Regions from separate parts of the Homo sapiens genome. Here region 1 is linked to region 2. Evidence: chromatin loops called from intact Hi-C (ENCODE). Cell type or tissue: MCF 10A. All regions are shown on one strand. Each heading gives the region's core, and the rest is flanking DNA. Links, peaks and the distances in the headings are about the cores only.

Region 1 (15,498 bases), core at 4,595-12,594, 140 kb after region 2:
TTACCCTTCTGTTTCTTCTGAGCAGCAGCTAGAGATCACTGGTTGGTTCATAGGAACAAACAGGGTCAATCTAAATGGCAGAAAAAACTCGAAACAATGAATGGGACTAGAGTTGAATAACAAGTATACCATAGTTTCTGAAACATAATTTTTCTCTCTCCAGTCTCCCATTTCTATTGAAAACAAATCATGGTAGGACTGATTTGTTTGCACAGTAAGCTTTAGTCTTATTATGCTTGGCCTGGTTATTTGTATAAAGCATAGCAATAATAATTATTTGCCACGTAGGCTTTTTAAAAATTGACTTTGATGTAACTTTGTTCCATAAGAAATCTCAGATTAGACTTTCTAAAGCCTTGAGCTGAGACACAGATTTATCTGTGCCTGCAAATACTTGTATGAGTTGTGTGAATTCTCCTTTTGAGATCCCAAGATAACTGGAGCTCCTAGGCCTGTCAGAAAGTGACATTCTTTACTTACCACAGGTCAGGAACCCTGTAAAGGAATTGAATAGACAAGGTATGAGGCCAGCTTTTCCCAGAGGCTTTCATCAGTTCTGTAAGTCAACTTTGATTCCTTAAAGCAATCTGTTTATATTTGAAAGAATGCCATTCCAGTCAAAGCCCTGGTAAAACAGGCAGTGTCTCTAATTGTGTCCTGTTACAAAGGAAAACAGATTTTTATTGCACATATGCAAATTACTATGCTGCCATAAGTTAAGAATACTCACAAATAGTTTTCAAATTCTTGAGAAATCAGGTAGAAAGAAATATGCTCCAAAGTTTTCTCATAGGAGTATAATTTACTCAATTTTTAACAACTGTAAATAGCTCAAAAAAAAAGGTTTCTTGACTCTGAAAAATGAAACAAAGGATCAGCAACATTTTAAGCAAAAAGTCACTAGAAGGTTATTTTGTTCTTTTATTAGTTTAGTCCATGCTGTTAATTCCTGTTTGCTCAATATTTATGAACATATTGGTTTCCCAAGGGAGACTCTTGAAAGTTTTTTTCCTCTCTATCTTAATGGCACACTTTACAAAATTTTTCAGAAACCTGCATTTAAGAGCCCTCTATCTGATTATAAACCATCTTTTAAAGAGGATCAAAACAAGACAACAATTTTCTGTGGATAACATAAAGTCTTAGGAAAGCCGTGGTTAAAGACACAATTGACTAGAAATTTTGGTTACTTCTGTGGCATACAACAATTTTACATAACAGTTATAATTATTACTGATAACATAAACTAAGTCATATCAGAATTTAGGAGTTTCCCATAATTTTGGAGCACATACCAATAACATATTTATACAAATACAACTCAAAGAAAGCTAAACACCATTTCATATTTGACAGTGCTTCCTGTATGATTTTAATATACCAAGTAAGCCAAATATGTCATTTTTGGACTTAAGGGGACCTCATATCTAAAGTATTGACCAGATCAGGAAAAGGCATAATATAGAATTTGATTTTGGAAAGTTTGTCAAATATCAAAGATTTAAAACACTTGATATTATAAAATCGAATCCCAGGTCACTGTAAAGTCATTTATTTAGCCAAAATGATAATACAAAGATTTTCCAAAAGCAAAATCCTTTTTTTTTTTTTTTTTTTTTGAGACGAGTCTGGCTCTGTCGCCCAGCTGGAGTTCAGTGGCGCCATCTCGGCTCACTGCAAGCTCCGTCTCCCGGGTTCACACCATTCTCCTGCCTCAGCCTCCGGGGTAGCTGGGACTACAGGCACCCGCCACTACGCTTGGCTAATTTTTTTGTGTTTTTAGTAGAGACGGGGTTTCACCATGTTAGCCAGGATGGTCTCCATCTTCTGACCTCGTGATCCACCCGCCTCAGCCTCCCAAAGTGCTGGTATTACAGGCGTGAGCCACTGCGCCCAGCAAGCAAAATCCTTTACTCATTGATAGAGGGAAGACAGCTTTCCAAACAATGTCTCACTTTTTCTTCTTTATTTTGTTGTTTATTCAAAAGGCAAACAAAAATCTTCCATGATCTTTTAATATTACATGAAAATTTTGTTCAAGAGAGAAAGCCAAATTTCATCTTTGCATTAATGAATGTCAAATCCAATTCTTAAGAAAACCTTGTAGACAAATTATTCAATCTTAATCAATTTTACCATGAGATAAGATTCTCATAAACCTTTTGTAGTCCTTTACAATTTTTTTTTGTTGTTGTTAAAGAGCAGATTAATGCTCTAAGAAAACCCTGTTGTGCTTTTATTCCAATGTTCTATTTATGGAAAAACTGAATAATACCCTTTAACTTTAGCTAATATTTTAACACACAGAATTTCTTTTACAAGATTAATTTTCACTGACCTCCCACAACTTACTCAAACCTTTAGCTTTATCCTATGTAACTTAAAACAGTCTTTTAACTCTGTAAACTAGGCAATAAGACCACATTCCCATGCCTTCTTATAATCTTTTACCAAAAACACATTCTATTTTCCTTACACGCCTTGCAGGTAACACTGTTTCTCTGGTAGCCTCAATTACATGTGCTACAATGTTAACTCTTAGCAACTTTTATATTTGGTGAAAAGTCTGATAAATAAGTGGTTTTAATTATGTACCAGGTGTGGAGCCTAGGACGCCAGACAGAAGTGCAGATAAGGTCTGAGTCTTTCCAGCATAGCTAGGGGGCATGGCCAACTCCACATGTCCCCAGGCCCTACCTAGAATCTAATGGCTCCAAAGCAGGTGAGTTGAACAATTATCAAGTTAAAGAAGCAGTTTATGGCATTGAAGCATTCAGCAAATCTAATTTAATCTGACCTAATTTAGACCAGATGTCTAAATTTTGAAGACATTTTTATTTTACCAATATATTTGATTCTCTTTATTTCCCAAAGATTATTAAAGTCCCATGAATTAAAAGGTGTTAAAGTTTTTATTTTTCTGACAAAATATTCAATTTAAGTGCTTATTTTTCAAGCCAATTAATTAGAGCTCTTTTCTATGCATATCACACATACAACACACAAAAATACACAGACAGAAGACCCAGTAGCTGTTAATTTTTTCATTTGCCAGCTTTTAAGAATCTTAATTGGATTACTGGCTTCAGGGTGGAGCAACGTGTGGGGACAGAGCCGGGAAAACATGCAGTTTCTGGGGCCTAATAAACAGGTGCAGTTAGAAGGCAAAACAGATTCCCCAAAATTACAGATCTCATTTTTATATTGGATTCTGGATCCCAAAAAGAGGGAATCAGCCCATCCCCTCTGGGAGTTTTGGAAGGTGTAGAAGAATGTTTCCATACCTTCTAGGTGGCCAAGAGCATGCTTCTCTGATCCAAACGTGCACAGAGTGGGGTATTCCCCTATAACTGCTATTAGCCTTCCCTTAAAGCATATTTCCTGCCTAGTTATTACACACCAAGGTTAAAAGCTCTCCCATAATGCAAAGTAATTTCTGATACCCCTACAAGTAAAAAACATTAGGTAACACAATGCAAATCAGAGCAATGCCTTGGATTTTGAGAGGGATTTGCTTGCCTTCAATTCCTGGGGTTCCATGAGGAAAACAGATTTTTCCCAAAATGGAGCCTGTGGTGCTCCCTCAGTTTTTTCTAAGGAAGCCCAGGCTGTTAGAAATGATCTTAGGTCCTCTCAATGTGGGCATCAAGAGTGGCAAGAAAACAAAATGAGAAAAACAATTCAGTTGACTGAGAAGAAAAAACTTTTATCTAGAAAAAAATCAATATAAAACCTGCCAGATAGATAGATAGATAGATAATCTTGGACATCACTTTTAATTAAGCTGACTTTTAACCAAATCTCTTATTATCAGACTCTAGCCAGGACAAACAGCTAATATTTCTGGCTTTTGAACTTTACCAAAAGTAACCTCCCAGGTGAAACCAATAAGCCTTAACTAAGGTTATGATTTAACCACAGGTGTGGGAGGTATTTTCAAAGAGGTGGTAAGCAGTTTTTACAAGATCTGGAACCTCCAAACATAGCTCAGAGAAAGGAAGATTCAAGACAGGGAGTCAGAAGTTGTTCATGAGGGGAAGATAATTAATAAATGGCAAAGGTCACATAGATATCAAACCAGAAAGGACTCATTCCCGAAGCTAGGAATTGAATCCAGGCCACCACTGTGAAATAGCAAAGCCTTAGTTACTGAGCTGCAGTACTGCACAGTCTCCATTGCTCCTCCGAGAAGGAGCCTAGAGCAGCCAATTTTGAGCTTGCAAAGGCTTTTAACTGCTCAAGATAATTTTTAGGACTAATTGACAGGAACCCCAAAATTCACACCCTCTGGATGGCAGAGATCAGGAGAAAGTACCCCCACGTGGTTACAAGGTCAAGCTTTCAAGGACATAAAACAAGACGAGAGGGAAACTTCATCCAGTTTTTGTTTCAGGGACCTGCAGAAAAGTTTGTAACTGACCAGTTTGCGGGCCAGCTTGAAGACCAGATTTGTAGGATTCCTAGGCCTGCATTCTATCCTGTGGCTAGCTAGGGCTGCCATAATAGAATATTACAGACTAGGCAGCTTCAACCACAGGTGTTTATTTTCTCACTGCTCCAAAGTCTAGAAGTCCAAGATGAGGGTGCCTGTAAAGCTGATTTCTGGTAAGAGCTCTCCTGGCTTGTAGATGGCCACCTTCTCCCTATGTCCTCTCTGGGCCTTTCCTCTATCTGGCCAAGGGAGCTATCTCTGGTGTCTTTTCCTCTTCTTATAAGGACAGCAGGCCTATGGATTAAGGCCTCACTTTCATGTCTTCATTTAAGTTTAATTACCTCTTTAAAGGCCCGATGTCCAAATACAGTCACACCGTGGGTTAGGATTTCAACATAGGAATTTTAGGGACACAATTCAACCCATAATAGGAGGGCATTGGAAGGAGAGTGTTCCAGGCAGAGGAAGTAGTGCAGTAGAGCATATGGAAGTAGGAAAGTGAGGAGCAATGGAAGGGGTTCAGTATGGTTTGAGCGTGGGGTGTGTAGAGGGTGAAGGCTATTTCACCCAGTGCAGTAAGCTCTATCATCCACACCGGGGTTTTACAGTGGGAGAAAGGAGGGTGTTTATTTGCAGGTCAAGAAGCAAACAGAATCAGGGAGCTCATGCTTAAGACCTGAACTCCACAGTGGCTTACATGTAAGGTGCAGAGGTTACAGGCAAAGGCATCAATCAACACATGGAAGCCATATATTGGTTTGGCCTAAAAAGGTGGGATATCCTGAAGTAGGGGCTTACAGGTTACAGGTAAATCCAAATATTTTCTGATTTGCACATTGTTTAAGGAAGGGGATATTTGTCTAAAGATGGGATCAGCAGGCCAGGTGTGGTGGCTCATGCTTGTAACCTCAGCACTTTGAAAGGCTGAAGAAGGAGGGTAACTTGAGGCCAGGATTTCAAGACCAGCCTAGTCAACATGGCAAGACTCTGTCTCTAAAAAAAATAAAAAAGAAAAAAAGAAAAAGAAAAAAAATAAAGATGGAATCAGCAGAAAGGAATGTTAGGTCTGGCCCATGGGCGGACTTCCTCCAGACTTCTCAGAAAGAAATTTAAGACAAAGAATGGTGCCAGGCGTGGTAGTTCACGCCTGTAATCCCAGCACTTTGGGAGGCTGAGGAGGGTGGATCACTTGAGGTCAGGGATTTGAGACCAGCCTGGCCAACATGGTGAAACCCCATCTCTACTAAAAATACAAAAACTAGCCGGGTGTGGTGGTGCACGCCTGTAATCCCAGCTCCTCAGGAGGCTGAGGCAGGAGAATCGCTTGAACCTGGGAGGTGGAGGTTGCAGTGAGCCAAGATTGCGCCACTGCACTCCACCCTGGGCAAGAGAGCGAGACTTGAGACTCCATCTAAAAAAACAAAATGGAAAACAAAGAATGGTGATAATTCAGTCCTCAATTCCTTTTCTTTTTTTTTTCTTTCTTTTTTTTTTTTTTTAACTGCTCCTGCGGAGCAGGGCTACCTCATAGCCAGTATGTCCAGAGTTGTCTCAGTTCCCTCGTTATCTGTGGTCTGGAGGATCCATATGATGGTGATCCAGGTTCTGAAAAACAACTCTGGAACATCTGTTAAGATGTTATCTTTAGTTTCTATAGGAAACCAAACATCTTCTGACTCTGACCTCCTTGGTGATTATTTTAAGCTACTGTTTCCCTTTTTGCTTATCGAGTTGCTCATTTACTTCTCAAGGCTAGCAGGATGACTGGACTTTCTCTTGAAGGAACTCAAGCTGTTCCTTTATTTTTATGCTCAGGGGCGGGGGGCACTCAGCAGGTCCCTAAGAGGTATCCCCGCTGTGTCTCACTATGGGTGAAGGCTCAGCGGGAAGAAAGCTAGATACCAGTTGGAACTCTCTTAAAGTAAGGAGATCTTGGGTACTTTATTAATATTTTTTTCAAGCTTTGGTAAAGTATGAAATAACTCTGGATTAAGAGGAGAAGAACTAGAACTTAATAACCATGACATTTGGGCAAATTGTTTGAAGCCTCAGTTTCCTCAACCTAAAAATAGGAATTATAACTTTTTGAATTGTTCTGTTGTATGAGATAATGACAGTGAAATATTTTGGAGCCAAAAAGCAATGCATACTATTGGGGGTTATTATTATTTTTTGATCTTTCAGCAAGCCAGCTATAGTAGCTTTTCCTATATAAACACAGTATGAATTCAGTGCCCTCGCTTTCCTGACCCTCACAGCATTCAAGCCCTGTATGGACCGCTGAGCTCTCCCTTGAAGCACCCCTTAGTCCAGTATTCTTTACTATTTTCCCCTTTAACAATTTAAACTTCTTTCAAAACAACTGGCAGTAGTTTTTTAAAAAAGAAAACAGGCTACTCTTCAAATTAAAAAAAAAATTGTCTTGCTTTAGGAAAAATGTTCTTCTGTCTTTTCCAATTATCTTATTTCTTCTGCCTCTCATCTGCCTTGCCTAGGCAGAATTATTCTCAAGCCTGCACATGCTGCTGTGCCTCTCTGGCTTCTAGGCCAAAACATAGGCTAATAGTACTCTTCTCAGCTCACTGAGCTCTTTCCTGCCGTCATTCAAATCACCTCTGAAATCCTGCCTTTTGATAAAGTAATTTCTGACTGATCAGAGGAAAGTGATGATTTTCTCTGTGACATGTCTTTTTATTTTCCATCACACTCAGTGTCTTGTCCTTCTATGCAACATATCCATGTATTTAAAAACCCTTGTATATGTATTTGCCATGTATTTGTGAGGTATAGCTCGTGAAGTAAAAAAAGTCTTTATTTTTTTAAACACATCATCATTTCAGCTTCAAAGTCAATGTGGTCTCTTGAGAAGTTAAATATGCTGCATTTGAAATTTTATGTTTCTCATTTTTCATGTTTTTTTTTAAAGCCCCTTTTAATTCCTCATGTATTTGAATATTCCAGGAAGCTAGTAGAGTAAAAAGCCAAAGTGTTAAAGTGTTTATAAGGAATGTGACTCATCGAAATTGACTCACACAATTCATCAGCTATTGTCATCCATATGTTCTCATTATTTATGTGGCTTTTGCTTTATTTAATCAGATGACTGAACTTATCATCGTGGGATTTTGCTTGTAGTTGTTTAATATTATATAATAAAATACTCTTGTGTGAAACAAGTTAATTGACTTTTTTTAATTAAAAAAAATTTATGTGAGAGTCAGGAGTTACATGTGCAAGTTTGTTACATGGGTATATGTTGTGATACAAAGATTTTAGCTTCTAAGGATCTCATTGCCCAAGTAGTGAACGTAGTACACTATAGGTAGTATTTCTAAACACTTTTCCCCTCCCCCTCTTTTGGAATCCCTAGTGTTTATTGTTCCCATCTTTGTGTCTATATGTACCTAATGCTTAGCTCTCACTTATAAGTGCGGACGTGTGATATTTTGGTTTTCTGTTTCTGTGTTAATTCATTTAGGATAGAGAGACTCCAGCTGCAGCTGTGTTGCTACAAATGACATGAGTTCATTCTTTTTTATGGCTGCATAGTATTCCATGGTTTATATGTATCACATTTTCTTTATTCAGTCCACCATTGATGGTCACCTGGGTTGATTCCATGTCTTTGTTGTTGTGGACAGGGCTGTGATAAACATATGAGTGCAGTTACCTTTTTTTGTATAACAGTTCATAATAAAATACTCTTAACAGTAGCACAGAATTTAGATTGCTTTTCAGGCTAGAAGGGATAATTGAAACATAGAAAAAAATAATGACTCCTAAGCATAGAAACAGACCCAATCATAAAGCTCTCTTCCTCTCTTTCTGCCTAGTGTTAGATCTTATTCATTGTCTTAAAGCACTGTGACCATTTTCAGTGAAATCACAGTTTTATTCATGAAAAGACAATGAATTGGTGTAAGTAATCATTTGAGGATGAAGGTGACTAGTCTGTGATCAACACCAGTACTTGAAGTACTTGTAAAACATGAATTGACCTTGGTTAAATTGCAGAAAATAAAGTATTAGTATACATAAACACATTTTCTCTCAGCATTGAAAAGTTATAGTCTATAATTTACCTGCTTGCTAAGAATAAAAATATTACTTAGAGGTTTATCAAGACCTTTTTTCTACAAATGGATTTAATGTACAGAATTATTCCATTTTCTATCTGTGCTCTGTATACTACCACCTAGTGGAATAAAATGCAAATTTACCTGTCAAAATCAGGAGAAGAAAATGAACCAGGGGAAATTTATTTCAGGAAAAAATTTTCATAACACGTTATTGTTACTTCTTTTAGTATAATGTAGTTTGCATAAAATACATTAGTTTGGAGTGAAAAAAGTCCCAGCCATTTTTGTGATAGCTATTAAAATGCTATTAGTTTGTCCACAAATAAGCTATTCTATTCAGAAACTTAGAAGCTAGGTAAATTATTGAGATGATGCCAGCATATTATATCTCTAAATTATGTTAAGAAGCTTCTCTAAATTCCTCATCACTAGGGTGTATTAGTCCATTTTCACACTGCTATAAAGAACTACCTGAGACTGGGTAATTTATGAAGAAAAGAGGTTTAATTGACTCACAGTTCTGCAGGCTTAACAGGAAGCATGACTGGGAGACCTCAGGAAACATACAGTGGAAGAAGGTGAAAGGGAAGCAAGGACCTTCTCATGGCAGCAGGAGAGGGAGAGCACAGGGGAAGTGCCACACACTTTTAAACCATCAGATCTCAGGAGAACTCACTCACTCTCACAAGCACAGCAGGGAGGAAATTCACCCCCACGATCCTATCATCTCACACTGGGCCCCTCCTCCAATTTGACATGAGATATGGGCAGGGACACAAATCCAAACCGTATCATAGGATTTGTTAAAAAAATCTAACATGTTCTGCTTCAAGGCACCCATGAAATGAAGGTGTCATTTCTTAACTGAGAGGTTAAATAAAAGTGCAGAGATAAGATGGTTAAGTTTTATCGTAGCTGGGAAGAAAAGCGGGTGTGTGTATTATGCTTAGGTTTTTCCTCCCAAACAATGAAACCCAAAAAGGCAAATGAAGCTTTAAGGCGCTTTATCCTTTACTGGTAGGATGGTCCTCCTTTAATCTTCAGTCTCTGTTAAAGAACAAACACAAGCTAACAATCAAAACCTGTTGTTGCTTGCTGACGGATTTCTCTAACATAGTCTTCCATCAACCATCATAGGTTTGTTGTGGCCACCCAGGCCCTTTGGTCGTCATGTTCCCATGGAATGCTAATGAAATTACCTTCCCATTTCCTAAGGTGACATGCCTTTCAGATGGCATTGGTGTGTGCTTGTGTAAACACATTTTTTTGTGCTCATGAATATTTTACCTGCCTGATTTTGGTGATCTGAGTGTTGAGCAGTGGGTGAGGGATGGTGGGGCAATGGGTAGTAAGGGGAAGTTTAATTGAAGTTCAGATAAAAATATCCCTCCAGAAACATTACAAAGCCACAAAATCAGCTGAAGTTGAGTCTTCTATTGTAAAGATTCTCTTTCTTCTCCTGACAGATCCCCATTCCTATCCAGGTAGACCAGGCTCTAGTGAAGATTGGACACAAGTGGTTTATATCCCGAAGCTCTTAACCTAAGAGTCCTGCCTTGTTTTTTTACTTCATGTGGTCTTATATTGCTGAGGATAGCCCAGTGATCATTTCTACCTTAATATGTAGCCTTCAAAACGTTGGGTCTCTCAGTTTTCTTCCTTAATAAACAATGAACCCTAATTATTTATAACTGCTCTTGTGATGGAGGAATTGGCATGATTTTGCATTGTGGGCTTCTGGCTTTACAGTGTTTGTGGGAAAGATGGTCTTCTATCTTTGTTATTTATAAGTCATTCATTCCCTGTTTTTTTGAAGATATTGTTAAATAAAAAAACTTCAGCTGAATTAAATTTAAAAGTTTTTAATTGAGCAAAGAACCATTCTCAATTCGGGCAGCCTTCCCATCCAGAGTAGTCCCTGTGACTTCAGTGCAGCCACATGGTGGAAGAGGATTTATGGACAGAGGAAGGAAAGTGACATACAGGAAACAGAAAAGAGATTCAGAAACAGCTGAATTGGTTATAACTCAGCGTTTGCCTTATTTGAACATGGTTTGAACAGTTGGCCACGTTTGATTGGCCAAAACTCAGTAATTGGCACAAGAGTAGGCTACCATCTGTTTATAATGTCCACTTAGGTTATAGTTCATGATGTGCAAAGAAACCTTTAAGCTGAGCTTAAAATGTAATGAGGCAGCTGTAGGCTAAACTTGATTTAACAGTACTTATCCCTCTGTTGAAATTGCACTCTTGCTACCTGCTAGTTGATGTGGGCAGGTGTGCTAATGACACATTCGCCTGCACCTACCACCTGCTGAAGACCCTGCCATGTCCTGAAGCAGTCACTTAGGCTATGAAACAGAAGGATGAGTTAGAGAAGTAAATATTATATTTTACCCCCCAAAGCCTAAAACCATGTCTAGGTTCTCCCCTTTCTCAATTCCCAATCATGCAACCTTGAAAGGTGTTATATAGATAGTTGTTAGAAATATGTCTGTCCTCCAAAACCCTACTAACACGCAAAAATGGACAAATCTAGCTTTTTTGCTAAAATCCTAACAACTCAGAAAGCAAAGCAAAATGAAATGTATGTACTCCATTCTCAGGATTTCCTTCTTAAAAACCACTAGGCTTTGTGTAACTCAATTTTAAAAGTATGGTAATAGCTCCTGTAATTCGATGGCTTCTTCTGGGAGACAGATATAAATCTATTCTAGACTTTAAGACTGGTGTCCACATTTTAAGTTACAGTTGTATGTACTTCTACTTTGTTGCAGCCTTCTCTTGGAGTCAAGAAGCCTACCAAAGCCCTGCTCTTTGTACTCTTGAGCCCAGTGGGACCTTATTTTTCAAGTGGAACCTTTAATCCAGTGTCCCTGTGGGCCAATCCCAAGTATGTAAGAGCCTGGAAAGGTGGAACTGGGGACTGCAAGATGGGAGGGTAAGTAAATCTGTGTCTCTGTCTAAAGGAAAGACACCTTCATGACCATTTAGTTAGTGCCATTTCACTTCAGTATGAACACATATAATACTTTTCAAACTTTAATGCTCATTGTGTTTCATGGTTAATTTTCAGTTTAATCTTTCAGCAAGCCAGCTGTAGTAGCTTTTCCTATATAAACGCAGTATGAATTCAGTGCCCTCGCTTTTAGATGTGCTAGTTTAAAGGATAGCCCATGGCCCTTTGTAAGGGAGAAACACTGGATATGATATCTAGGGAAGAACTGAAGTAAGAAACTACAACAAGCATCACATCGGTGCTTTGGATAAACTTCCCCTGGGCGCTGGTCTCTGGCTGCAGGCTGACGGCTGGCATTAAAAAGCATCTGGTCCTGGGACCCAGGCTCTCAGTTGGCTCCAGGGAGTCATGTCTGGGGAAGGTGCCCGCTTCACTGAAGTGCTGTCTTCATTGCCACAGATTGTGGCCACACCTGCTGCCAACTGGCTGCGGGACAGCCCTGCTTTGGCTCTGTCAGGCCAGTCTCATAGGCCATATGTAGCTGGCAGGAAATAAAAGAGCATTTGAAAAGTGTTGGACGATTTCAGGGGTGGACTTGGCCATGAGTTGGGAATGCCCCTATGGGTGAACGAGAATAACTGGTTTAAGCAGCATGGGTTCTTGCTTTGCATGTATCAAATGGTGCTGTTTGCATACTCAGGGCAGCAGCTGTCCTAGAAGGTGACTCCATGGCAGTCTTGTGGGCCCTGGTAGGACATTTAGGTCCAGGAGGCAGGGGAGAGTCACATGACGTGCTGCTGGGGTATTAGAGGCAATGACCACTGGCTTTGACCCCTCTGTAGTCTTGCTGTATTTCCTTTTTCTTTTCTCTCCTCACCTACCCAAATTAAAAAAGAACGGTTATAAAAGTCATCCCCACTGGCAACTTTAGCAACTGCATTCCCTCAATGGGTAGAGAAATCCAAATGGAGTGCATTAAAACTAGGAAGTCTATTCTCCTTCTGGCTTAGAGCACACCTTCCTGTGTCCTAGGCTAGCCAGGTTGAAAACTCCTTTTTTTGACTCTTGATTTCTTTTTTTACTGGTTCAAACTTCTTCGCAGAGCATGTGCCTATGTACCACTGCATACCATATATATACCATATATAGAGAGTAAATAAACAGTCTTGATGAAAAGTAATAAGGAAAAAGTTTCCCTGTTTAAAATATTGCTTTCTAGCTCCCCGACCTGTTTAGGAAAAAGATAACCTGGGGACACAGAAATTGCAGGGCAATCTTTATTAACCGGTATTTGGGCAGGTTGTAATTTATTTTGTAAACAATGATTTAATGCACTATTGCAGAATACATGATCACTGTAGGCCAGTTAAAAATTAATGTTTTCAGTACCACACAGAGTGAACCCTAATGTAAACTGTGGACTTGTGGACCACACTAATGCAAGATGATAATAAGAAGAAAAACTGAGAGGGTGTTCGGGAAGGGGTATAATAGGGGAATTCTGTTACCTTTTGCTCAATTTCTCTGTGAATCTAAAAGTACTCTAAAATAATAAAATCTATTATAAAAATATTTGATTCATTAGGCTCAGGTGGACTATGATCCATGGAAATTGACTTGAAATCTCTTAGGAAAGGAAGAGACCGGAGAAGAAAGTATTGAACTCATAAATTAAAAATGGCAAGAGGGAAGGTGGTAACCAAAAGGATGGGCATTTAACCTATATGCCTATCACTTCCAAAAAGTTCTAGGGCCGTCTCCTCCTATGCTTCTGACCTGGAGAGGTACAAGGGGAACAAAATATTCCGCATTTAATATTATCCTGTTGAGTTGGCAAAGACATTTGGAGTCAACTTTAGTTTTGTGTATTATTACATCTGTAAACCTAATTAAGTCAACAGTTACCCTTGACACCTGTAGTCAACTGGTATTATTAAATAACTATTGAGTCTCATAAAGTCAAGAACTTTCTGCTTTCTATCTAAGTGAATCTAGGGCAGAGACTGAGCATCAGGATTCTTTAGCATGCAGCCAAGCTTGAGAAGCACTGAGCTAGAGAAAGGTCTTGCACTGTAGAAACAGCTTTAGTTCCAGGTGATTCCTTGGTTAATTTGGGAGGAATAAGGCTTTCTGTCACTCTCTCTCTCTTTCTCTCTTTTTCTCTCTCTCTTGCACATGCACACGTGCACACACACACACAAATTATCTCTCTTAGTTTTTTCTTTTTTCCTTGCATTCTGATTCTGCATTTAAGAGTACAAGCTTTGAAGTCAGAAAGACCTGGCTTAAAAACCTAACTGTCATAATGGTGCGTAAATGTCGTTATAGATTTGTCCAAACCCATAGAATGTACACCAGGAATGAACACTAATGAAAACTCTAGACTTCAGGTGATAATGGTATGTCAATGTGGTTCATTAATTTCAGCAAATGTACCACTCTGGTGTGAGGCATTGGTAATGGTAGAAACTATTCATTTGGATGGGGAGAAAGGGATATGGGAAATCTTTGTACTTGCCTTTCAGTTTTGGTGGGAACCTAAAACTGCTCTGAAAAAAACCTGAAGTCTTTAAAAACAAACCAACCTAATTGCCTTGGGCATGTTACTTAACTGCTCTATGTATCAGTTTCCTCATTTTTAAAGTTGAGGCAATAATACCTTGCACAGATTAAGTGAGATAATAGAAAGTGCCTAGGATAGTACTTGGCATATAGAAAGCTCTCAGCAAATGCAGTATGATAACCTAATGGTTAAAAGCTTGGGTTTAGGAGTCAAATGTCTGGGAGTTACACACTTAACTATCTGTGAGATCTTCTACAACTGAATCCTCTCTCCAAGTCTTCCAATGAACAATAAAGTCTAGGGTTGTTTTTAGATGACTCAATGAAATAATGTAGTTAAGTACTTAGCACCCAGTCTGGCAGGTATGGGTTGCATATCTCTTATCTGAAATGCTTGGGACCAGATGTGTTTTGGATTTCAAATTTTGGAGTATTTCTCTTTGGGCATCCCTAATCCAAAAAATTCGAAATCCAAATTGAGCATCATGTTGGCACCGAAAAAGTTTTAGATTTTAGAGCATTTCAAAGTTTTAAATTAGGGATCCTCAACCTGTAGTAAACTCTCACAGTCACTGATGTTGTGAGGTTTTCTCACTTTCTCATTTCATTTCCTGGACTCTCTTTATCTTAGAAGAAATCAGTTAAATTTTACATAATAGAATTTATTCTTTTGGAGGGATGTATTTAATATGTCTATTCTCCCAGATAACCTATTTAAAACCATATTGAAATGTTTCTATGTCAACAGCTTTCTTACTTTTTCATTTTTCTGTTTCCTCCAAGAACATGTTTCTCTTATGAATATTGGCAGCACATGGGCGGGAACCCAACTATATTACCATGGTATCAGTTATCCTGTGGACATTAATAATACAGCTTACACCTGTGAGAGAACTCTGGGAAAATTAAAACTTGTTTGGGGGAATAAAGACCATCTACAGAATATAATAATACATCAATCAATCAATTAAAACTTAAACATAAAAAACCCTTTTCTTTTCAGTGCATTGAAATAGTCACTGTCTTTAATCCTCTTTCCTTGCTCAGTGCTTCATGAAGCTGAGGAGCCATGGTTTTAATTCAGCTACACTTTCAGAAATGTGTATGCATTTGTATTTAGAAGCTTCTTTGAAAGGCTAAATATTCATCCTGTAAGAATTCTCTATGTGTTTTTTAATACAGTCTAAAGGGCATTTTGTATATGAAAAAATAATTTATTTTCAGGTAGGGTAAAACTTCACTGCTTCACTACTTCGTAGTTGTGTCTACGAATGAGAAAAAATTCAAATAAAATAGTTATTATTATTAGTTTTTAGAGATGCAGTCTTGCTGTGTTGCCCAGGCTGGTCTGGGACTTCTGGCCTCAAGCCATCCTCCTGCCTCGGTGTCCTGAGTCACTGGGATTACAGGCATGAGCCACCACACCCCACTGAAATAGTTATTTTTTAAAAAACTTAATTTCATTA
Region 2 (15,498 bases), core at 4,427-12,426:
CATGTGAGCTAAATGTAATGTAAAATGATGTTAGAGATTATCGATACTGCTTATGTTGCTAATCTTTTTTATTCCTCCTATTGATTGAACTATGCTTCATTGCTCTGGCTTATAGATTCTGAGTCCCATTATTATTATTGCCTCAATTATCTTGTTCCATACAGTCAAAGCTCTTGAATCAACACTTTTCAACCATCTGCCCGATCCAAAACTATAAAGCAACAAGTAAAATCCTCTAACACATGGCAACATCTGTAAAACAAGTCCGATTTGATTCTTACCTAAAGTTATTCGTTATATATTTGATTTTCACCACCAGTGTAACTGCAGACTTCAACATCAACCTCTAAGACATCCATACTCTTTGGGACTTATAGAAATCTACATTTGTTCTGACTTCAATGAGTTAATCTACTACGTATGTACAATGTAGACAATATTTCTTATTCTTTAGGAATGTATATGTAAACAACATGACATAATTTGTGTTTATCAACATCTATATTATTCAATCACTAAGAAAGTTGCATTTTATTGCAAAGAATGGCATATGATGTATACAGAGGTACAAAAGCAGCATCCTGGAAAAAGCTGGCAGATTTCAGGGTGATTCAAAAGGCTCTGTAGAAATCTTTCTGAATCAAATTCTAACTCCAAACAGATTAACAATGTAATTATCTTTCCTGTTTTTTTCCTTTAAAATGTTTTCCTCCCTTTACTAAAGTTATTTATTGAGCATTGAACTTCCAAACCTTAGATCAGGCAGGCTGATTTTTAAAATCATTCAAAACTTGATTAGGAAAGCCAGTCAATCATTCATGATTCATCTATGTGAGATCCTATTGGTAATTAATGCAAAATCCTTAATATACGTAAAAAAAAAAATTTAAGTATGTGTGTAGATAGACAAGAGATTCCTTTTGCCAAAACAACCCTTCACTAATGATTAGATGCCACTAAACTCTTCATCAAAACCTAAGAAGAAACATCTGTTCACTGAGACATTCCCAGGAAACCCATCTTTAGTGAGCTCAGTGGGAGGGCAGAGCATGGTTTTCTGCTTAACCAGTGAATTTTATATCTGCCAAATTAAACTGTTTTCATTCTCTTTGTGACTACTATTTTATGTGATAAAATAATAACACTTCTTCCTGCCGTTTCTAGGATAGATGATAGCAGCTGTTAATCACATGATTTGCAAACCACAAGTACCAGATTTAGTAAATGCTCAGCAAGTCTGTCATCCGCAACCTTTCTGATTATTAATAAATGCAAGCTGGTATAGGCTAGAAACTTTCCTCCCACAATTCAGTTAACCTTGTTATATTAAGCTTCTTGGCTGGGTCACACCAAGCTTACTATAAACATCTCTTATTGGAACAATTCCTAAAATAGCAGAGTGACACATGCTTCTGAAAACTGTTCTTCTGTCTCACTTCTTGTTATATGAAGTCTGGTTTTCTTCTCAGAGAACAAGAGAAGACCTACAATAAATCTCTAGCTTCAAGAATTCAGGTGCCTCCAAGGTTCTTACAGTCTATAAAACTACATCACTGCGTTTCACTAACACACATTCCAAACGACCAAGCCTGAAAATGGCAGGATTAATTTAAATTTCCAAAAGCTCCATTGAAAACAATTTGAGATTTGCCTGTGGTGACAGCAACATATCTGGGGAATCTCACTTTATCACTCTCAGCTACCCATCTTTTTTCCCTATTTGTAGAGTGTTTTTCTTTTCAGATTTGTTTCAAGTTTTCAATGAACTCTGTTGAACCTCTAATATAGACTTATTGGAGGTTTGTCCCTTTTGCCACAAGCATTTTGAGGTTGAGACACAACAGAACAGCCTACATCTGATATTGCTTTTCCCTGGTTAGGGCGGTACTTTCTCGGCCTTCGATGACTAAAGGCCAGCATCAGCCAAAATTTAATTATTTCGTTGGGGAAAACTCACCACCTTATTTTCGCTTGACTTCGCCAGTGCTCCAAGAACCATCTGAGAACTGGGAAGAAAGAGTGGAGACCTACAGGTCAGATGACATGGGTGGAGCCCATTTCTACAGAGTGGCTTGGGCTGAGGTAAAAGAAGCTAGAGAAGAGAGCCGCTGATGCACTGCACCTGCCTAGGCTGGAGTTAAGGTACTAATCACAGCAGCAGTGCTGGGAAAGATGCCTAGGAAGGATGAGGATGACAGGCACTATTTTGGTGTGCTCCCCACCACAGCAATAACAGAAAGATAGTCCAGGTGCAGTGTCTTTCACCTGTAATCCCAGCACTTTGGGAGGCTGAGGTGGGAGGATCGCTTGAGCCCAGGAGTTCAAGACCAGCCTGGGCAACATGGTGAGACCCCCCCCCACCCCCGGTCCCCGCCCGGCTCTACAAAAAACAACACACTAAAGCTCATCCTGATTATACTTTCTAATCAGATGAAGGAAAATTATTTTTAAGTTAAATCTCATACTTTTTCTTTTGTTTTTTGGAAATGGAGTGTTGCTTTGTTGCCCAAGCTTGAGTGCAGTGGCACGATCTCAGCTCACTTCAATCTCTGCCTACTGGGCTCAAGCCACTCCCCCACCTCAGCCTGCCAAGTAACTGAAATGACAGGGGCATGCCACCACAGCCAGCTAATTTTTGTATCTTTTGTAGAGATGGGGTTTTGTTGTGTTGCCCAGGCTGGTCTCAAACTCCTGAGCTCAAGCGATCTACCTGCCTCAGTCTCCCAAGGTGCTGGGATTACAGGTGTGAGCCATTGCGCTCAGCCTGGTCATTATCATTTCTATCACCAGGTGAGAGCAAAGGGGAGTCAAATACTGGGGAATAAGAACTGGGGCTCTGAGTTTAAATAACCTGAGTTCAAACCCCAGTTCTGCTGCTTACTAGCTTTGTGATCTTGGACAAATTATTTAACCATATGTGCTTCAGTTTCTTCATCTGTAAAATTGCATCAATATCATGCAATGACCTCCGGGTGTGCTGCAGGGATTAAATGAGGTTAATACGCAGATGGCCCTCAGAACCATGTAGCACATTCTGAGCTCTCAGTAATGTTGTTATGATGCACTTTCTGAAACTCCTTTAACTTATCCAATACTAGAGGTCCTCTTAAAGCACCAAATAGCACCTAGAAAGAAATGACCAAGTAACCCGCTCCTCTCATTAGATTTGCTGTTTAATTTCCCATGAAATAACCTATTATAACATCCATGCTTGCGATCTGCTTATCAATCCACAGATACCGAAACTGGCAACACCCAGAGACATTTCCCTCCTAGTCATAAAGGAAGCCAGCAGCAGAGCCAGAAATAATATTCAAATTCTGGATCCACTAGACCATATTGCCCGTCTGACAAATTATACGCTTACATCCTGCTTCAGGTGAGTCTAGTATACCTGATGTTTCTCAGAGCAGTGAAAGGAATAACCTGAACAATAAATTCCAACGAACCTGTAATGAATTGCATTAACATGTTATTTCATTATTTATGTAATATTACCTCCTGACAGTTCTAATAAGGTACCCACAATGCCGGGTTCTCTACCCACTGGGAGCAAACAAGGGAACGTGCAGACGCTGGACAGCATACGATGGATGCCTGCAACTCCTGTACCTGCCCCCGAATGCCACCAGAAATATGCCATCTCTACTGAAACAGCTTTTCCAACCCTGAGCACGTTTATGAACACGGAAAAGAGTGTAAAGGGGTCAAATGCAGACTTTACAAAAAGAAACCCAAGATGGAGATTCCTGTTCGGGATATACTGCAGGTGGGGTTCATAACAACATAGTCCTTTACTTGCCAAGTAATCTGAAAGCAACTAATTAGAGAACCTGTAAGGGATGCCAATCCCAGTTTTCAAAATGGCATTTCAAGGAAATTAAATCTTATCATGTAAATAGGTCAAGAAATCCGTTTAAATAACGTATCTGCTTCTCTCTAGGTAATCTACAATGTTGTTAGACTATCAAGCCAGTAGTTTTAAATATGTGTTGGAGCTCCAGGATTAATCCCTGGTTGATCTGAGGGAGTCACTTTGTCTAACCAAATACAAATGAGGTGGGAGGTGTATGGTTGAGAGGCACTATTAGAAGAAAGGGGCCAGGTGCAGTGGCTCATGCCTGTAATCCCAGGACTTTGAGAGGCCCAGGCAGGTGGATTGTTTGATCCCATGAGTTTGAGACCAACCTGGGCAACATAGAGAAACCCTATCTCTACCAAAAATACAAAATTAGCCAGGCAGGGTGGCGCATGCCTATAAACTCAGCTACTCAGGAGGCTGAGGCAGGAGAATCACTTGAATCCAGAAGGTGGAGGTTGCAGTGAGCCAAGCCATTGCACACCAGTCTGGGCAAAGAGTGAAACTCTGTCTCAAATAAAATAAAATAAAATAAAATAAAATAGTAAATCTGCTGACCTTCCCTCCACTATTGTCCTGTGACCCTGCCAAATCCCCCTCTGCGAGAAACACCCAAGAATGATCAATAAAAAATAAAAATAAAAAATAAATAAATAAATAAAATAAAATAGTAAAAAATAAATTAGCCAGGCATGGTGGCACGCACCTGTAGTCCCGCTGCTTGGGAGGCTGAAGTGGGAGGATCAAGCTTGAGTCTGGGAAGTCGAGGCTGCAGTTAGCCAGTAGAGATTGCACCACTGCACTCCAGCCTGGGTGACAGAGCAACACCCTGTCTCAAAAACAACAATAATAAAAACAAACAAAGGAAAGAAAAGAAGAAAACCAGATAATGGACTCCTTCTCCAGTACATGCATGGCCAAACATAACTTTTATTTTTCAAAACCCACTCTATGTAAAATGCACTATTTATTTCTCATAATATACTCTTTAATGTGCTTATATTCTAGGTATCATTGCCTTTAAGTTGCTTTTTTAAATGAAGTATCATTATTATTATTATTTGAGACAGATTCTGGCTCTGTTGCTCAAGCTGGAGTGCAGTGGTGTGATCTTGGCTCACTGCAACCTCTGCCTCCCTGGTTCAGGCAATTCTCATGCCTCAGCCTCCCAAGTAAGTGGGACTACAGGCGTGCGCCAACATGCCCAGCTAATTTTTGTATTTTTAGTAGAGACAGAATTTCACTATGTTGTCCAGGCTGGTCTCTAACTCCTCAAGTGATCTGCCTGCCTCGGCCTCCCAAAGTGCCTGTGCCCAGCCTTTTAATTGGACTTTAATGTGCAAATGCAGTCTCTTCAGAAAGCCTTTTTTTCTTCTTTTTTTAAATCAGCCTACATCATGCTATGACAATTTTCATATAAAGATGCTGTCTCGGAAAGAAAAGGATTGGGAGTTTGAATGATCTATGGCTTCCATTCCAAAAAGGATTACTACAGAAGTAATTACTTTGAAAGAAAAGTGATAATATGTTTTTGGAGAAAGGTGGAAATGAAGCAAGGCCCTGAATATATTACCAAGATGCATATTACACTGAATGAAATCATCCGTTGCCCTTCCGGATCTATCCCGTGGATGCAGAGCAAGAGCAACCCATCTTTGTTCAGCATCCCAGGAGACAGGCCTCTATTGACAGCATCAGTCTGGCTCCTTTGCCCTCTGATTTCCCATTGAATGTGGCCAGTGGGAGGGCCCAGCAGATGGAGGGCCAGGAGGAGGAAGAGTCTGCAGCATTTGTTCTCCTGGCTCCCACCCTGCCAGGTCTCTGTCTGACAGTGGCTCACGCTTTTCCACAGCCCCTGTCAGGTGGCCTCTCCCAAAGTGACAGTGTTCACTTGGTTCTGTAAGTGTTTTCTCCATTGCCTCTTGCCAGGGAGGGTAATGGCTTCCTAGAGCCAGATGCCAGCACCTGAGGTTGCCCACCACCCCATGCTGTTTCCCTTAACCCTGCCTACACTTTCAAGAATTGAAACTCTTTGCAGCCTCCTTTTTTTTTTTTTTAAAAAAAGGTACTATCGATTTCCTAAAGGACCGTGAGTGATATACACTCAGAGATTCTTTTGTCATGTTACTTTCCGTAGCTCAATATGGCTGTTATCCACATTATACAAAGAACATAATACCTACCTTAAATTTTTAATATTTTGTCTTTATTCTTCAACTCTGTGTAGCATTTCCTTCTGGTTAAGAACATGCAGATAATCCAAATAAACAGATTTGACTAAAAGAAAAAAAAACTCTACTAACTTTCATATAAATTTTTTTTTTGAGAGAGAGAGAAAGGAAGTCTCACTCTGTCACCCAGGCTATAGGGCAGTGGTGCAATCACAGCTCACTGCAGCCTTGACCTCCTGGGTTCAAGCCCGATCCTCCCACCTCAGCCTCCCGAGTAGCTGGAACTACAGCCATGCTACACCTAGCTAATTTTTGTATTTTTAGTAGAGACAGGGTTTCACCCTGTTGCCCAGGCTGGTCTCAAACTCCTAAGCTCAAGAGTCTACCTGCCTTGGCCTCCCAAAATGTTGAGATTACAGTTGTGAGCCACTAAACCTGGCTAGTTTTAAAAGTTTGCTAGCTGATGCCAAATTGGTTTCCATAGAGGTTGTACCAATTTACAGTCTCACCAACAATCTGTGAGCCTGCTTGTTTCCCCACACCCTCACGAACACAATATGTTGGTCTTTGCCAATCTGATAGGTGAAATATAGCATCTCATTATTTTAATATGCATTTCTCAAGAGGCATGGTGACTCACACCTGTAATCCCAGCATTTAGGGAGGCAGAGGCAGGAGGATAGCTTGAGTTCAAGACCTGCCTGGGTGATATAGTGAGACCCCCCCCCCATTCTCCACAAAAAGGAAAAAAAAAAAGACCAAAAAACAGTGTAATTTGTGATTTCTTTCCTTATGAATATGGTTTCATGTGTTTAAAGCCATTTGTATTTCCATTTCTATGTTTTATTTGTATGCTTTGGTCATTTTTGAATGGGGCTTGATTTTATCAATACACAAAAGCTCTTTACATATTACAAGATTTAGTTCTTTGTAGGATGTGTTACAAATACATTTTCACCAGGTGTTATTTGTGTTTTTTGTTTATGGTGTTTTTGCCACACAGATTTTTAAAAATGTGCAGTCAAATTTCAATCTTCTTTCTTATACCTTCTGAGTTCGTGTTAGCCTTAGAAAGCTTTCGTGACTCAAAAATCATAAAGACATTCTCCTCTGTTTTTCTCTAGTGTCTTTGATTTAATATATTTGGAATTTATCTTTGTATAGAGAGATGAAACTATACCTTCATTATTTTTCAGATGGCTACCCAATTTTCCCTAAGAAATTACCCTACAAATATACTTGCACATATTTACAAAGATAAATGTAAAAATACACTAATTTACTAATGTTTGGAAAGGCAAAATATTTAAAATAACCTTACCATCTATCAACAGAGGACTGGTTACATAAATTTCTGTTTATTTACACACTGGAATAAAATATAGCTGTTTAAAAGAAAGATGTTCTATAAGTACTGATATGGAATCCCAAAATTATGGGCTTGTTTATAAATCAACCCTAAGCTGAAGAATAGCACTTATAGCATTTCTGATTTAAAATACAAAACAAAACAAAAAACACATACAATACAAACACAAAACATAACAGACATACACATAAATACAGAAGAAACTGGAGACAATGATAACCTTGGAAGAGAAAATTGAGGAACTAGAGGACTGGGATAGAAGAAAGAGTTAATTATTTCTGTACATTTTTGTACCATATTCATGTACAGTATCATCTATTTAAATTCACAAATAAAGGCAAGAAAAATATAGATTTTTAAAACTGAAGGTATTATGTTTATGTTTGGGTGGCTGATTCATTATCACATAATACAGATTTGTAAGATAATGTCATTTACAGTATTGAAGCCTGCCTGTTAGTTCAGCGAAACACGCTTTATACGTGTGAAAATATGGATAAGTAGCACCCTCTGCTGGTAAGTAGTTGGAAGTCATTAATAAACCTACCTATGATTTATCTTATTCTCAATGTTGTGATTACTGGTTCGTGAGCTCAAATTGTGTATCATAAGAAAGATTTTTTTTTTTTTAAAAGAAGTCCGGGCACAGTGGCTCATGGCTGTAATCCCAGCACTTTTGGAAAGCTGAGGCAGGTGGATCGCTTGAGCTCAGGAGTTCGAGACCAGTCTGTGCAACATGGCGAAACCCCCACCTCTACTTAGAAATATAAAAATTAGCCAGGCATGGTGGGTGCATGCCTGTAGTCTCAGCTACTCAGGAGGCTGAGGTGGGAGGATTGCTTGAGCCAGAGGAGGTCAAGGCTGCAGTCAGCTGTGATTGTGTCACTGCACTTGAGCCTGGGTAACAGAGCGAGACCCTGTCTCAAAAAAAAAAAAAAAAAAAAAAAAGAATGATAATATTTGGTAGCATAATATTTAAAATATCACTGTGGGGACTTTTTTAAGTTACAAAAATCACACATTTTGGTAGCAGTCCTCAATTCTAGTGCCTTAACTCTTGTCTGGGTGCAGAACTCTATTTTGATGATGTAGGAACATTGAGGATAAAATAACTTTTTAACAATAGTTGCAACTGACAATTGTCACCAATGTGTATAAAAGTAAGCATTATTGTATATGTTTGCCTTGTCTGTCTGCCTATTTTCATCATGCCCATCACCATTATAATTCATTCATTCAACAAATACTGAGTACTTGGTAGGATCAGGCATGTTGTAGTGCTAAGGATAAACAGTGAACAAAACAGACAAACTTCCTGCTCTCATACAGCTTACTTTTCACAGGGGGAGACAGAAAATTAACATAATAGGCCAAAAAATATAGCATGTTATGGGCTGATAAATGCCAAAGGAAAATATAAAAATACAAAGAATGAGTTTGGTGGGAGGTTTGCAGTTGTAGACAGGGTAGCCCAGGAAGGGCTCTCCAGGAGGCATATTTGAGTAAAGACCTGAGGAAGTGAAGGAACTGGGGAGAGGACACTTGAGGAAATGTATTCAGGCAGAAGGAAGGGCAGATGCAAAGGACCTGAGGTGCAAGTGTGCCTGACATGGCCAAGAAACAGCAAGGAGGTCAGCGGGGCTGGAGTGACCTGAATACAGGGGAGAGTGGCAGGAAATGAGGGCGGAGCACTAATGCCAGGGGAAAATTATACAGGATCTTAGGGTTATAGGACATTGGCCTTTGCTCTAAGGGAGATGGGACGCCTCTGGAGAATTTTAAACGGAGCAGAATTGTGCTCTGAATAAATGAATAAATTGAAGAGAGTCTGAAGAGAGTTAACGGCAGAAATAGTGAGACAAGTTAGACGTTTACAGCAATAATCCAGGGCCAGGCACAGTGGTTCATGCCTGTAATCCCAACACTTTGGAGGCCAAGGTAGGAGGATCATTTGAGCCCAGGAGTTTGAGACCAGCCTGGGCAACACAGTGAGACCCCATCTCTACAAAAAATAAAAGTTAAAAAATCAGCTGGGCATGGTGGCATGCACCTGTAGTCCCAGCTACTCAGGAGGCTAAAGAGGGAGGATCGCCTGAGTCTGGGAGGTCGAGGCTGCAATGAGCCATGATTGTGTCACTGCATTCCAACCTGGTTGACAGAGCAAGACCCTATCTCAAACAAGCAAACAAACAAACCCAAAAAACTCCACAATATTTCTAGAGGAGAAATGATGACAGTAAATTGTAGATAGATAGATAGAGAGAGAGAGAGATAGAGAGAGAGAGAGGGAGATAGACTGTTAGATGAGACAGAATATGTTAGCAGACCAAATGTGGGTATGAGAATAAGAGAGTAATAAAGAATGACTTCAAGATTTTGACCTCAGCAACGGGAAAAATGTAGCTGCCATTGATTGAGATGGTTTCGAGAACAGGAGGAATACCAGGAGCTGTTTTAGAATGTGAAGTCTGAGATGCTATTAAGGCCAGGCATGGTGGCTCAAGCCTATAATCCTAGTACCTTGGGAGGTCAAAGTGGGAGGATCACTTGACCTCAGGTTCAAGACCAGACACAGTGAGACTTTGCCTCTATTAACTTAAAAAAAAAAGAGGCTATTAAATATTCAGGTGAATGAAAAGCCCCTTAGGGTTGCTTTTCACCCAGTTCACTCAGAGTAATTTGTTTTTCTTTGTTTGTTTTAATTGAGAAGTCAAAATTGCATGCATTTATGGTGTACACCATGCGGTTTTGATATATGTACATATTGTGAAATGACTATATCAAGCATTTAACATATGCTTTATTCCACATGCTTATCATTTGTGTGTGTGTGACTAGAACACCTAAACTCTACTGTCTTAAGCAATTTTCAAGCATACAATATATTGTTGTTAACTATAGTCACCATGATATACAATAGATCTTTCGAACTTATTTCTTCTGAAATCTTATGCCCTTTGACCAATATCTCCCCAATCCTCCCACCAAACCCAGAATAGTTCTTTATTGTCCTATTTTATGTATTAATCTTGTACATAAAATGCATTTGTAGGCCAGGCACGGTGACTCACACCTGTAATCTCAGTACTTCGGGAGGCTGAAGTGGGAGGATTGCTTGAGCTCAGGAGTTTGAGACCAGCCTGGACAATATAGCGAGACCTCATCTCTAAAAAATAATAAAATAAAATAAAATAAAAATAAAATGCGTTTGTATAAAGTACAAAGTCAAAAAAATGAAGTGGAAATGTCAAATAGGAATTTGGATATACGTCTGGATTCAAGGGAGAGGTTTTGGGTCGAAGATAAAAATCTGGGAGTCCTGAGCCTACAGGTGGCACTTCGAGCTGCGAGAGCTCTTGAGATCACCCAGGGTGTGAAGGCAGACAGAGAAGGGAAGTCCAGGGCTGAGCCCTACTGCACATCAGCACTCACCAGTCTGAATGATGACATGAGGAGGAACTAGCAAGAGACTGAAAAGGAACAGCAGAAAGGTAGGTGGAAAATCAGGTGAGTGCAGTGTCCTGGAAGCCAAGTGGACAAAGCATTTTACGGAGAAGAAAGTAATGGGCTGCTGATAGGACAAGTAAAATGAGGACTATGAAACGATCTTGGATTAGTAGTGAAGGAGGAGGTAATTGGTGATCTTGATGAAAGCAATTTCATTATAACTTGTTCAAAAGTGAATGGGGGAGAGAAATGAGAAACTGCCAAGATGGATACTGCTTTTTAAGAGTTTGCTGTGGGCCAGGCGCGGTGGCTCACGCCTGTAATCCCAGCACTTTGGGAGGCTGAGGTGGGCGAATCACCTGAAGTCAGGAGTTCAAGACCAGCCTGGACAACATGGTGAAACCCCGTCTCTACTACAAATACAAAATTAGCTGGGCGTGGTGGCTCATGACTGCAATTCCAGCTACTTGGGAGGCTGAGGCAGGAGCATCGCTTGAACCCGGGAGGCAGAGGTTGCAGTGAGTGAAAATTTTGCCATTACACTCCAGCCTGGGCAACAAGGGAGAAACTCTGTCTCAAAAAAAAAAAAAAAAAAAAAAATTGCTGTAAAAGGAAGGAAAGAAATGGATACTAGCAGACAGAGAAGTGGAGTTAATGGAGTTTTTGTTTTAGTTGGGAGAAATAACTGCATGTTTGCATGTTTATGGGAATTATCATCAGGAGGGGGAGACTGAGGATGCAGAAGAGAGAGATGAGAATGGCAGAACCTGTCCTTGAGCATGAGTCAGGGGTGACTCTAAGTGCACAGGTGGTGGGACTTCACCAGCAGCAGAGACAGGTGATTCCTAAGAAGAAGGGAAGGTTGGAGTGTGGGCACAGGTGCAGATGGGCAGTTATAGGGGAGGGAGGTGGGGATGATTTCTTCTGATTGCTTCAACTATCTCAGCAAAGCTGTAGGGAGGAAGTGTTAAATAAGGGAGAGGAGAAAGTATAAAATAATCTAGGGGAGAATGTGAGAGAGAAGGGATTAGGGAAACACTGTATGACTGCTGGGCAGCATGAAAGACTGCATGAAAATTCATGGTCCCAAATTTAATAGGAGAGCAGCTAGCACAGTTTTATGTCTTTTAACTGCATGGCTGCAGGCACGGAGCAGGTGGGGAGTTGCAGTTAACTAGGGGTGTGATCTATCCAAGCAAGTATGATGTGAGAAGTAAGAAGGACTTAGTAGAGTTGAATGTATGCAAAGTAGTGACTCTACTGATGACCATAGGATGTAAACTAGGTAGGGAGAAAACAAATGACACAAGTGTGGGGATGAGGGACATTATAATAGTAATAAAGTCAGTGGATTAAAGATTCTGGTAAGATAGAAGGTTGGTGAATTTGAGATACTACAAGGAGTGAGCTGGAAAGTTAGCAGGTGTTTGTCAAAGTGTGGAATACAGCACTTGAGATAGGACAGGGCTGCAGCTATTGTTAATAAGGTCAAGGGTATGGCAGTATCCATGTGGTGCTAATTCTGTAGGCATGCAGAAAGCAAGAGTTGCAGAGGCTGTGGAGTGAGTGGCTGTATGCACTCTCTACTTATCTCTGCTGGTTTCCATTTCTTTCCTTTCTTTCACAGCAAACTCTTTTTTTGAGAGAGAGGGAAAGAGTCTCACTCTATCGCCCAGGCTGGAGTGCAGTGGCGCGATCTTGGCTCGCTGCAAACTCTGCCTCCTGAATTCAAGCGATTCTCCTGTCTCAGCTTCCAGAGTAGCTGGGATTACAGGGGTGCACCACCACGCCTAGCTAACTTTTGTATTTTTAGTACAGACAGTGTTTTACCATGTTGGCAAGGCTGATCTCGAACTCCTGACCTCAAGTGATCGGCCTGCCTTGTCCTCTCAAAGTGCTGGGATTATAGGCATGAGCCACTGTGCCCGGCCCAGCGAACTCTTAAAAAGCAGTGTCTGTACTCACAGTCTCTAATTTCTCTCCACCCATTCACTTTAGAACATATTATAGTGAAATTGCTATCATCAAGATCACCAATTGCCACCTCATTTATTATTATATAAATCCAAGGTCATTTCACAGTCCTCATTTTACTTGTACCCGTAGTTTATATTCTGCCTCCAAGAGGAGGCCTCATAGGGCATCTAGTGACTGAATTATATGATTTAGGTGCACTGTTTATACATCTGTGTTGGGTGTACTTTTGAAAATAGTCACTTGGGTGGTTCATGTGTCCATATTATATACTAGAACACCAAATAGAATGCATACTAGTATTTTTTAAATGAAAGAGGTATTTCATTCCTCCCAAATGTGCAATCATAAGTGCTTGAACTAGAGCCCTATTTAGTTTGTAGGACAAACATGTTTTTATTTTTCCAGCCTGGTAGGTAACAATTAGTGTTACACAAGTATTGCATTTACTTTCTTATTTTTACAATGTGCAAAATGGAATTACTTATTCACCATGACTTTTTCCCCATAAAACTACTCAGAGTAACTAGCACACAGAGTTGTATAATAAATCAAGCACCCTACATAAAATCTAGGTATTTTCTACATACCAAAATTAACAGACTTACCTTTGTCATTTTTATGGAAGAGAGGAAATTTGTCAGAGAAGAACTTCTAGTCCTGAATATATGGATTTGTAAATCAGAAGCCCAGGGTGAAGTTTTTATAATGGAAGGATGATCCTACTATTGTAATATATATTAGCACCATGTAGGTTATGAGAGGAAGACAGCACTGCTTATACCTGCATTAAAATTCTTTCTTCCAATTTGCATGTACATTGTCTACAATATATTACTAGGACAACTTTGCTGGGTGTCATTCCCTGACAGTCAACAAGACATTTTTATCAGCAATAACCAAAGGATGCTGGGGACTTTTTTTTTTTCTTTTTCTTTTTAGACAGAGTCTCGCTGTGTCACCCAGGTTGGAGTGGAGTGGCGTGATCTCAGCTCACTCCAACCTCCACCTCCCCAGTTCAAGCAATTCTCCTGCCTCAACCTCCCAAGTAGCTGGGACTACAGGCACCCGCCACCACGCCTGGCTAATTTTTTTTTGTATTTTTAGTAGAGACAGGTTTTCACTATGTTGGCCAGGCTGATCTTGAACTCCTGACCTTGTGATCCGCCCGCCTCGGCCTCTCAAAGTGCTGGGATTACAGGCATGAGCCACTGCACCCAGCCGGACTTATGTTTTTTACTGATCAGACCAGACAGTGCTCAGAGTAAAGACACCAGGAATCTCTTGGTGTCATCTGCAGAGGCAGAACTGGGGTGCAGCGTATTAGGCTCGCTGAGACTCCCAGGGGCCTTCTTTCTTCACACCATTCTAAATGCCAGATATAGGCACATGGAAGTCACTATGGAAAGGAAGACAAATAAAACAAAGTAGTCTATGACTTTCATTATTTGTTTGTGAAAAATAACAATAATAGATTTTATTTTATCTTGAAGGAGGGCCATATGGATCAAATTGTTGGTGAGTTTATTTCTCTTGAGTAAATCAGTTGGGGTGGAAATGTCAGAACATACAGCATCACAAAAGAGCACGGATGGGCATATCTGTTGTATCTATCACTTGGGCTATATACCTCCTTTGAAAAGTGCCCTTCCCTGCCAATAGAGGCAGATTTCCTCATAGCCTGCTAGTTGTTCTGAGTGGGAATCGGGTGCTATGTTGGCATGTGCAAAGTTCATGCACTGGAAATGTAATCCCCAACGCAACAATATTTGGAGATGGGAACTTTAAGAGGTAATTAAGGCCGGGCGTGGTGGCTCACGCCTGTAATCCCAGCACTTTGGGAGGCCGAGGCGGGTGGATCATGAGGTCAGGAGATTGAGACCATCCTGACTAACATGGTGAAACCCCGTCTCTACTAAAAATACAAAAAATTAGCTGGGCGCGGTGGCGGGCGCCTGTAGTCCCAGCTACTCGGGAGGCTGAGGCAGGAGAATGGCATGAACCCAGGAGGCGGGGCTTGCAGCGAGCTGAGATCACGCCACTGAACTCCAGCCTGCGCTACAGAGCGAGATTCTGTCTCAAAAAAAAAAAAAAAAAAAAGAGGTAATTAGGTCATGAAGGCTCTGCCTTCATGAATGAATCAATGTCATTATCACAGGAGTGAGTTAGTTATCAAGGAAGTGGGCTCCTGATAAGTTCAGTTTCCTTCTTCTCTTGGTCTAGTGTGCTTGCTTCCACCTTCCCCACTTCTGCCATGGGATGACCTTCATGAGATACAGCACCATGTTCTTGGACTTCCCAGCCTCCAGAAACGTGAGCCAAATAAACTTCTTTTCTTTGTAAATTATCCTGGTATTTAAATATTCTGGAATTCTATTTTAGCAACAGAACATGAACTAAGACAGAAAATTAGTACCGACAGTGGAGTTGCTACTATAACAATTACCTGAAAATATGGAAGCAGCTTTGGAACTAGGTAATGAGTAGAGGCTGAAAGAATTTAGAGAAGCAGGCTAGAAAAAGGCTAGATTGCCACGAATAAAACACTAAGGAACATTCTGGTGAGGGCTCAGAAGATCCCAGAACTTAGGAAAGTCTGCATCTTCACAGAGCTTACTTAAGTGGTTTGGACCAGAATGTTGATAGAAATACAGACAGTAGAGGCCATTCTGATGACG

The links. A loop is a pair of places that touch in the nucleus more often than their neighbours do. Peaks named below come from ENCODE experiments on the same cell type or tissue, not always from the same donor. Only the 100,000 strongest peaks of a DNase experiment are listed, where the experiment ranks them.
Region 1: it touches region 2 in a loop (3-fold over the local background); 3 of 110 quality-filtered maps call a loop at or near these places.

Annotation. Positions count from the first base shown.
Region 1 is chr12:24,845,740-24,861,237 of GRCh38, reverse strand. BCAT1 (branched chain amino acid transaminase 1) reads left to right here. Exons shown (of 11, transcript NM_005504.7): 6 at 11,289-11,452. Among named protein-coding and RNA genes, the nearest start is that of BCAT1-AS1, 34 kb to the right of the region's middle. In MCF 10A, for the core only: a CTCF peak has its summit at 8,569; no DNase peak of the experiment used is centred there.
Region 2 is chr12:24,984,078-24,999,575 of GRCh38, reverse strand. LINC02909 (long intergenic non-protein coding RNA 2909) reads left to right here and starts at 2,111. Exons shown (of 4, transcript NR_171024.1): 1 at 2,111-2,344; 2 at 3,237-3,379; 3 at 3,509-3,769; 4 at 5,249-6,152. It also overlaps a transcript of IRAG2 not described here. RefSeq lists enhancers at 1,063-1,172, 1,423-1,552. In MCF 10A, for the core only: CTCF peaks have their summits at 7,681 and 7,892 (motif pointing left); a DNase peak (open chromatin) is centred at 7,905.